2 separate regions of the Homo sapiens genome follow, and region 1 is linked to region 2. A link is a contact called in ENCODE Hi-C or POLR2A ChIA-PET data. All regions are on one chromosome and are shown on one strand. Each heading gives the region's core, a stretch centred on a gene start or an enhancer-like site at or near the end of the contact. The rest is flanking DNA. Distances are from core to core; before and after follow the strand shown.

Region 1 (4,998 bases), core at 882-3,381, 700 kb after region 2:
TGTGGGAACCCTGGTTAAAAAGGGCCCGTGTCTCCCCTGCACTAGCATGCTGCTCCTCTTCCTCCTCCCTTCATTAACCATGACTTAACCCATTTTCTGAGACTTAATTTAGTAAGTAAATTCTCAAGTTTTTGAGCAATGTTCCATCAGCACAGCTGTCTGTCAAAAGGTGGGCAGATTCCTAGTGGCAAGGAGCCATTTGGGGAGACAAAAGTGTCTAGAGAAGCCAAGGAGGCACAGCAAAGGCTGTGATTCTGGCCAACAAATGAGGACTATGTTCCCTGTTTCACCAAATATCAGGTCTGGAAAGATTAACCGTGTTGCCAAGGCTGAGTTCAGGTTAAGCAAGTCATGTGACTCAGTGGCCTAAGCTTTCCTCAATGAGTCTGGACACCACTGGTGATCTTTCTGAAGCCCTCAGTAATCACGGCTGATGTGGATATTTTTTTGGAGACAGGGTCTCGCTGTCACCCAGGCTGGTGTGCAGTGGTGTGATTACAGTGCACCGAAGCACCAACCTCCTGGGCTCAAGCAATCTTCTTGCCTCAGCCTCCCAAGTAGCTGAGACTACAGGCACGCCCCCCCATGCCCAGGTAATTTTTGGATTTTTTGTAGAGATGGGGTCTCTCTATGTTGCCCAGGCTGGTTTCAAACTCCTGGGCTCAAGCAATCCTCCCACCCAAAGTGTTAGGATTATAGGTGTGAGCCACTGCGCCTGACTCACTTGGGTTTTAGAGCAGGAAGGAACCTTGGTTAAGTCAGATCATCAGGTCCAGCCCCCTCATTTGTTACAGTAACTGTGAACTGAGGTGGTGTGACCTGTTTGAGGTCATTTAGGATAGTGGCAGAGCTGGCATCAGGGCCCAGTCAAGCCTGGGGATGCTGTCATGGTTTTCACAGTTGAAAGTGTTCAGGGAGCTGGAGCATGGGGACTGGGGAAATGCAGTGAGAACTCCTCTGGCGGTTTACATGGGGGCAGTGGGCAGCTGGGAGAACAAAAGGCTCATCCTCTCAATGTCAGTCCATCCTGCTGTGTGGGACCACTGGGCTCCCCGGTTGTGGCAGGGGAGGTCTCTGGAATTGTAGCCCCACTGGGCTACGATCTGGGAAAGGCTGGCTGTGCCCACCTCCCAGAATTCTCTCTGCTTTGCAATGGTGACACTGCTCTGATCTGGCAGCCGCCGTGTGCTGGAGCTGGCTCATACTGGGTTGTGAAAGCTGACTTAAATTTTCAGGGATTTGGTGAGTCTGTTGTTAAACACAGCCGTTATTAAAAACTAAATGACGTAAATAATTAAATCAAGTGCTTTGTTAAAAACAAGGATATTTAACTCAAGGCTCATCACTTATTTTATTGAATTTTAATATTATCTATATTCTTGTTATTTACATTAACATTTTATCTATTTGGTAGAATTATTTATAACTATATTCTGTATAATGCAAAGTAACCTACTCTGTGTTCAGTAACATGTGGGTAGCTTGAAATTGGCTATGGCAGGAGTATTTACACCACAGAAACTGGCAATAACACAAATTGAGACTTTTTTCCTCCCCAAGTCAGTTCAACATTTGCCAGTACACCTTCTAGTGATTATTATTTTTTAATGTGGGGAAAAAAAAGCATTTGAACCGGGCTTCTTGCCTACTCACTAAAGGAATTAATCAGGGAAGGAACGAAGAATGAATAAGAAAGTCTTCTTTTTTAAAATTGTAAAAAGTAATATATCTCAGTAAAGAACATTTACAGAACATTTTTTATGGATTTGTGACTTATGTTTAAAAAGTTTTTTAATTGACCAACACACAGGTTAGGAAAAGAAATGAAATAAAGGTATTTTTTAAAATTATGGAATATATATGCAAATCAATATATACATTTCCACACATAAAGATTTTAATAAAATAGAAATCCGTGTACCTACCATTCAGCTTATGAAAAGAATTTTTGATGTTTCCTGTGTAAAAACTTTTTTTTTTTTTTTCTAAGAGACGTATTACCCAGATAAAACTATGGTTGATATTTTAGGGTTTTTCCTTCTAACATTTTTCTACACGTAGAGAACACTGAATATTTCTTAAAGAAAAAAAGTCACTTGAGACTCTTTCACTCACTGTTGACTAACAGCCTGAAAATCTGCGGTCAGGCAAAGCAGTGTTTTCATTTTGAAACTGAAACTGCTGTAAGATTAATTTCAACTTCCCTACAAATCAGAAATGTCTAAGTTACTTTAATTTAATATGGTCATTTGTAGCAATATTTGTTATTGCTAGGGGAAGTACATATTCCTTAAGTAAATTTTCAAGACTCCATTATAAATCTTTTAAATCCTCAGACCACAATGTTCATTCAGTCTGACATGCTCAACGTGGAAACATGAATATAACTCCACAGGGGGAAAATGTCAACTGCTGGTCCAGGGAGACTAGTTTCAACCACAAACTCAGGAAATGTACACTATTTGCTGGAACCTGGGCAGAGACTCCATTGCCACCTCACTCCATGGCCAAAACACCTGAGTCTAAGTGACCTGCTGGGGAAAAAAATCACTTGGCTTTCACTGGATCAGAGAACTCAGAAACTGAAGTGACCACTTGAAACTGCAGTCTCAGAAAAAACTGAAAACTCCAAGATGTGTGGTGTGATGTGGCTGTGATTATGAGACTCTGGAGAGGACACATGGTCCAGAGGCCTGCACTGCATGTCGCCAGGAGGCTTGTTCTGGGGCAAAGAAACTGGTGGCCTCCGGGAGTCACTGTATTCACTTTTGTGGTCCTAGTTTTTCTACCTGTTAAAATTGAGATTTGGTTTTATGGATATATGGAATACATCACTGCTAGGGTCCTTCCCAGTTCTAACAGTGAATGATTCCAGCAATAGCACTGTGCAGTATTTTTCAAACTTTGTTTTGACTTCAACCCATTATAAGAAACGTATCTCACGGTGCGACCTGGTGCGCTCACATGTATAAATAGGCCTGCAACCTGCAATTTTGAGATCTCCAAAGCTCTGAAACCTGAAATTTTTTAAAAATAAAGTTTGGCACTAAAACATCATTGGAAGGCAAACTAACCTGACTGGGTGAAAGGCTACTTACAGATTTTATTGTATTTACTGAAAATATTCATGTGTTTCACTGTATAAATATTAATGTACGTGATTATATGGGGCTGCCCCAGACCCTAATGGGGGTATTATGTAATATGAAGTATTTCTACTATATTATCTTTATGAAATCTAAAAAATTATGAATAATGAAACATTTCTGGACTCAAGGACAAGACATTTTAATATAAATATCTGAAACAGAAATTTCACAAAACAATCTTTACTACATGTGATATACTCTGTCATTTTCCTGTTCTATTTCATTTTAACAAAATATGATGGTCATGACCACCACATTGACTTCTTGACCCCCTGGGAGGTCATGGTCTGGAGTCTGAATATATTAGTGTAGCAGTTAAGAGGGTGGGCTTTGGAGGTAGACTGTCTAGATTCAAATCCCTGATCCATGCCCTGCTAGCTGTGTGATGACATTGGGCAAGTTACCTACCTAGCCTTTCGGTGCTGCCATTTTCTCATCTATAAATGGTGACAATGACAGGTCCGACCAAGGGTTGTGGTGAGGATTAAGTAAGTTAATATTCATAAAGCACTTAGAACAGGGCCTGACACTTCGTGCTTAACAAATGTCAGGTTCCTGGTTCATAAAAGAAGTGATTAACATGCTGGGCACGGTGGCTCACGCCTGTAATCCCAGCACTTTGGGAGGCCGAGATGGGCAGATCACAAGGTCAGGAGATCGAGACCATCTTGGCTAACACAGTGAAACCCCATCTCTACTAAAAATACAAAAAATTAGCCAGGCATGGCAGCATGTGCCTGTAGTCCCAGCTACTCAGGAGGCTGAGGCAGGAGAATGGCGTGAACCTGGGAGGCGGAGCCTGCAGTGAGCCGAGATCGCGCCACTGCACTCCAGCCTGGGCGACAGAGCGAGACTCCGTCTTAAAAAAAAAAAAAAAAAAAAAAAGAAGTGACTAACACTTGTACTGGAAATCTTAACTCGCAAACCTTTCACCTTCTGCCATCTACACTAGCATTTGGTTACTTTGGGGCACGGAATATTAGGATTTTAAATACTGCCATCATGAGTTTTGCTGATTCTGAAAGCAAAGAGCCACCTTTACTGATTCTGCAGGCATTAATGTTATTTTTATTTATTTTTTGGCTCACTCTGTCGCCCAGGCTGGAATGCAGTAGCATGATCATGGCTCACTAGCAGCCGTGTGATTTTCTCATGTCAGCCTCCTGAGTAGCTGGGACTACAGGCGTTCACCACCACATCTGGATAATTTTTTGTACTTTTTGTAAAGATGGGGTTTTACCATGTTGCCCAGGCTAGTTTTGAACTCCTGGGATCAAGCAATCTGCCCACTTTGGTCTCCCAAAGTGTTGGGATTACAGGCGTGAGCCACTGTGCCCGGCCCAGGCATCTATTAAATTGCAATGGTATCTATTAAATGGCAATCACAGGCAAATTCAAGAAGACAGATACAATAACTACTCATGAACAGAAAAAGAAGGTTCCTCTCATTAGACAACACGCTGGGGCCCATCTATAAACTCATACACCTCTTCTTACTTCCTGGCCTTGATTTCTAGAGTAGAACAAAATTATAGAGGGTCTTTCCAGCAGGACAGGCAACAGGAGACCCTCCATGCCATGAGCTGCTGGACTGACATCCTTCCATCCAGCTAAGGGCTGTTCTCTGCTTGGCAGATTCATCAAGTTGCACAAGGCTCTGACTTCGTCTGCTAGCAGACCCTCTGTAGAACATCACATCCAACTATGCTTCATTTGAAGTTCAAAAGCTTTGTTCTGCCTTTTCAATGGCCCTTTGGGCATTGCCATTTTTCAGCAAAAACAAGCTTTTGAGAAAAGCTGTGGGGAGTTGGCAGATGGGCCCTGAGATTCCAAGCACTCCCAAATCTGG
Region 2 (5,179 bases), core at 2,507-5,006:
CCCGTGCGCCGGGTCCCGGCCTCGGGCTGCGGGCGGCTTCGGGGCCTACAGCCCAGCGGCGCGGAGCGTGGCAGAGGCGCGGGGCGCAGCGCAGCCCGAGGCTGCCTCCCGCCCGGGCGGACGGCGCGGCCGCTGGGGTGCACAGCGTAGCCCCGCGTGCCCGGCTCGCTCTCCGTTCCCTCGGATAGCTCCCACCGCTCGGCTCCGGGCTCAGAAAGCGGAAGTATTTGGTAGAGAAAAACACGGTTTCTTTTCAGCTCGTCTCAAAATCCCTTTTAGAGAAAATGCTCCTGTCAAGTTTTATTTCCCGTTGCAAACCACCTTCCACGCTGCCAAGAATTAAGACCGGGAGAGATTAAATACCCGATTATTCTCCTGGGGAGGGCGGGGCGGGGCCGGGAAGTGGGCACCCACACCAAACATTCCTTGAAGTAGGCTTGTCCTGATCCAGCCGCGCCCGGGGAGCCCCACGAAGGCCCGCGCGGCCTGCGGTGACGTCAGCCTGCAGTTGCGGGGCCACTCACCCGCACAGACACGGCCCTTGCTGTTCCGCGCCGGGACCTCCGCCAGCCGTCCTGCCGCAGCCCCGACTGGCCCGCGTGCCGTCAGAGGGAGGCCCGCTTTACACCGGCCTGAGCCTCCATTTTGAGTAGGGGGTTCTTGTAGAAGCGTGGAGGGTTTGGGGCCGCGCCTCTGTCCCCGAGGGGCGCGACATCAGGTAGCTCTCCGAGTTCACACCCCAGTACCTGGGGGAGGACCTATGTCGCCGCATAACCGCCCGCAGAGGTTTGGAAATCTCTGAGACCCGTTGTAATTATTTCTGCCCAGTGGATCCGGCTCTTCAGCGTCACGAGAGCCGGGCAGAAATGAAATCAACTGTGGCAAGGCCTTGGCTGCTTTCACGGAGGAGTTTTTCTGCGCCAGTGTCTTTTTCCTTCCCTTTAAAATAAAATTAAAAATAGCAAGCACTTCTCAGGCATTCATCAGAGATAGATAGATGCACGAGGATTGAGTGGGCATTTTCATAAAGAATGAGGCCGGCTGTTATAGACCGGCGGCCTAGCAGATGAAAACTTAATTAGCGTGCCTGTCCTAAAACCTAGGCATAAATCTCCCTCTGCCTTTTGGATAACGCTATATCTTTGCTTATGAGAAATGGGATGTGAGCAACTCGCTGCACATTTCTCTGATTCTCCAGGTCTTGGTCGGCTGACACGCATTCGATCAAGTTTAAAGGAATGCGCATAAATCAGCAAGCCCCTAGCGTCTCCTTGGGAGAGGTCCGCAAATCCAGGAGGGCGCCTCTGAACCCACCGGGTCTGGGGATTAGCAGTCCAGGGCAACCTCCGTCTCTGCTCCTGAACTCGGGAATTCACAGAGGAAGCAAGACACTGCATCTTCACCAAGGCCTCCAAACACATGCAGCAGAGTGCAATCTGCACTTACATGTATTACAAAGTGAAATCTGTGTCAACTCTCCGCACACAAATGTTGCATCTGCAGCTGAATTTCACTGCCTAGTGGTGAATTTTTAAGAAAAGATTTCAACTAGGTTGTTTTAATTTTTTTCTTCCCTTTTCTGTTAATTTTTTTTAAAAACCCACAACTTGAATAACTTGAATGGGTGGCTTCAGCTCTGCATCAGTCACAAATAGGAGTGAAATGCATAGCGACATTTAACAATCATCCACTTAAAATAAGTAAATAAATATGATAGTACTGAGAGCAGATAGAAAAAGTAGCGTTTTTTTTTAAAGTCCCATTTTTATTTTCTTAATTCAGGAAGAGTTTTCTTTTTAGAAAAAAATACTTTAATCAGGCTTTCAACAACATTATCCATGGGTCAGTGGCTGATACTATTATTCCTATTTTTCAGGAGGTGGCTGGTCTCTCCTTGATTTTTGTTTTTGTTTTTGTTTTTGTTTTAAGGTTTTAGACTGATTGCTATTTGGGCATTAAAGGAGCCATAATAAATAATCCATGCCCACTTTAGGTTATCTGGTAGATCCACAGAAATTTTAAATAGGAGGAGAGTTAGGTAAGATCGACACTATCAATGACCATTTTAGAACTGGGGGGAAAAAATCCCCACAACAACCCTGAAATGTCTTCTGTCATTACAGTTTCAAAAACTAGAGAGAGAAAAAAAGAAGGCTACTACTTTACCCAGGGTTCCTGTAGTGGTGATGGCTTTCGAAAGGGGCGGGATCCCGGCTGGAGAGCTGCTGTTGGCCTCCTTCCTAGGCTCGAGGCTCAGAATATTTCTTACATCTAAAGAAAAATATCCCCTGTCAACAGAAGAGTCCCTTTTGGAGCTGTTCTTAAACACACAGTTTGATCCAGCTTTGAGGGGATTTTCCACCACTTTAAACATTTTGGGAGAAAGTTGTTACTTTGGCTTGATGGCAGCTCATTTGGAAATGGAGTACTGTTTGGAACAAGAGGTGGAGAGGTGGGTCTGAAGCAACATTATCATTTGTTTCCACAAGTGGAGTGAAAATCCTCAGGGCAGCAAAATATAATTGAATTTCTCGAGACCTTTCGATATGTATGTTTCAACACCAGCCTGTTTTTGAGACAGCTTTAGAGACTCTTTCGTAATTCTCATCTATAAAGAAGTTGTGAGTCCTCAGGAGAGGTTGGAGAGGTTTCCGGCAGCCACTTTTGTAACCAATCAATATTATTTTCCATAAAATGATGAATCTGGTTCTTCCATTCACTATTACTTTCCTCTAACGTAAAGATAAAATTAGCCTGCATCTCACAATTCTGCATCCCACGGCTACTGATTCCACCAACATTTTAATACATATGCGCATAGCATAGATTTGACAAAAACACATTATCCTATGTGTATATTAAATATACAAACATACATATGTATTCTTTATGACTCTGAATACAGCACCTGATTGTTGTTAGAGGTCAACAGTAGATATAATATTATTATTATAGTTTTGATGGAAGTTGTTAATATTAAACATATTTATTTATCCTACAAATCAAATGGCAGATTCACAAGCATCAATATAAGATTGCACACCACCCTGGAGCAGTACTCAGCTCTGAGTTATCCAGGATAACTCTCGTTCTGTATCCAATCCTGTGGTCATTTTGTAGATATGAAATATTAAGTCCTCTTTACTGACCTCTCAAGAGGTGGGTTTCTTAGACTTTCTGAAACATAACTCTAGAACTCTAGACTTAGCAAGGCATCTGAATCTTAATTTGCTGTAAAGACTCCTCAATAGCTCTAATTACAGTGTGAGACCACCCTGGAGGGTGAGGACCAGGAAGGAATGGTGATTTAAGAACACATCTTAGACTGTAACAAAAATGTACAGCTTTAAAGCAGATCTGCAGAAATCTGATGCAGAGCAAGCCACTGTGAAGACAAATCAAATTTGGCCATTAGAGAAAAGGAACAAGGCTTCATCTTGTAAAGTACATTTTGTACCTCAATTCTAGAAATCACCTTAAATTACAATATCTTGCGTCATTAGCAATTAATGATATGATATCTGTACAGATTCTACAAATATATATACAAGCACACACAAGCACTAATATGCAAATGTATACATGTGTACACATATTATATATATTTACATATATACAGGGACATGTATAATTTACATATATTCAAATTTGCTCCAGCTGGAGCCAAATAATTGAGTACTGAATCTCTAAAGTCAAGGAGGTAAGAGCTCTTGATTCCCTTGGTTGAAGAATTACAAGGAGGCTTGTCAACGCGAGGTGGCGCCCTTGATCTACTAATCCAGCTAAGGCCAATTCATGAGCTGTCAAAAGTCAAGGTCACAAATTGTCTTTTTTTTCGTCAAGGTCAAGGTTTAAGGCCTTTCGTAGTCCTGTCATTTCAACAAATATCAAAACCTGCCCTCTCAGACACATGCAGACCCAACAGCAGATTTTAAAATACGACAGCCTAGGCATTGCTGCTACAAAACAACTGGTTTTCATTTTCCACAGGGAGCCTGGGAATTCATACTATCTCTTCCTCCTTTCTTTTCTCTCCCTTTTGTAATACCTGACACTTTAATCTCCTTGAAGCACTTATCATTTTTTAGGATTTTAGTTATGAGGGATTTCTCCCTTTTCTTAAAAATTTGGTAGCAAAAGAAGTACTGAATAATAATAAAGAATGGTCCTTGGTTTATATAAGATAAACCTGCTCCTTTTCTTTCTGTGCAGTGCACATTTAGCATAGGAAAGTAAAGAGTATTTTCTGCAGATTTTAATGGCAGTGACTATTTTATTAACAATTAATATTACGATATCACTATCTACAGGTCTAAGGGTTTTTTTTTTTCATTTTTAGTAGAAATATTTAAAAAGCAGGTGCACAAATACATTTTCACAGTGTGCTGAATGTCTTTATTTACAAGATATCATTCTATAGTGAATATGAACAAAACGAATGTGCTGGTTGAAATAACTGCTTGATTAAAAATGTGCTGTGAAGATGAATCACTAATCTTTCTAATGCACTCTGATAACACAATAAACATGGAAAAATACTAATCCCTTAATAGATCAAAATATAGAATATAGACACCTAAATATTTCAGGGGAATGAATTTTCATTCTGAGTTTTCTAAAAAAGAAAAAAGAAAAATGATTTCTCCAGCAAATGTTTAGCAAATATTGGGAAATGCCAATTCAAATGAAAAAACGAATTGTGTTCAAACCAAAGTCCATCATGTTGGGATGGAAACTCTCGGGAGATCTCACATAAAGTGAATTCTGTGGATCATCTGATGATGTAAACATTTTCAAAAAGATACAAAATCCTTTGGAAAATAACGGATATTGGAGCAGTAAATATAGTTCAAATGCCACAAAATATGCTTGTTATAAGCAATTAAAAATTATTCTTAAAAAGACATTACCGACCCGGGTTCTCTTGTAGCCTGAAAGGTTCAGCTGGTTGGTTTTACTATACTACCAAGACAAATGATCCTCAGAAGAGTTTTCTCTCCCTTTCTCCCTTCACAGCAAATATTCCAAGATCATTATTTCAGTACCTTCTCGTTTCCCCTCTAAATCTATACATAAAATGTTTTGCAGAACGTACAACAACGGTAGGAATTTCACTAAGATTTACCTGAGCAGACGCTTAACATGCAAAGGGAATGGCGACCTAAGAAGGACAAGCAGA

What was found. Hi-C counts contacts between places; a loop is a spot of excess contacts on that map. ChIA-PET counts read pairs that join two places held with the same protein, here RNA polymerase II (POLR2A). Pooled maps may share reads with other maps.
Region 1: a loop to region 2 is called in a pooled map, with 2.8 times the contacts of the local background. The contact joins two enhancer-like sites. A Hi-C loop is called at or near these places in 10 of 168 maps with a recorded cell type or tissue (aorta, astrocyte of the cerebellum, heart left ventricle and 5 more) and 4 of 50 pooled maps. POLR2A ChIA-PET finds 5 or more read pairs at or near these places in 1 of 52 experiments (HEK293).

What each region holds. Positions count from the first base shown.
Region 1 is chr7:27,899,005-27,904,002 of GRCh38, forward strand. All of the region lies in intron 2 of JAZF1 (JAZF zinc finger 1), which reads right to left. Among named protein-coding and RNA genes, the nearest start is that of TAX1BP1-AS1, 160 kb to the left of the region's middle. Within about 2 kb of position 2,132, at least 9 of the 41 ENCODE cell types and tissues checked have a DNase peak (open chromatin) inside an H3K27ac peak, as active enhancers do.
Region 2 is chr7:27,192,620-27,197,798 of GRCh38, forward strand. It overlaps HOXA13 (homeobox A13), which reads right to left. Exons shown (of 2, transcript NM_000522.5): 2 at 1,745-5,179. Among named protein-coding and RNA genes, the nearest start is that of HOXA13, 4.9 kb to the right of the region's middle. RefSeq lists enhancers at 1-68, 69-626. Within about 2 kb of position 3,757, at least 2 of the 41 ENCODE cell types and tissues checked have a DNase peak (open chromatin) inside an H3K27ac peak, as active enhancers do.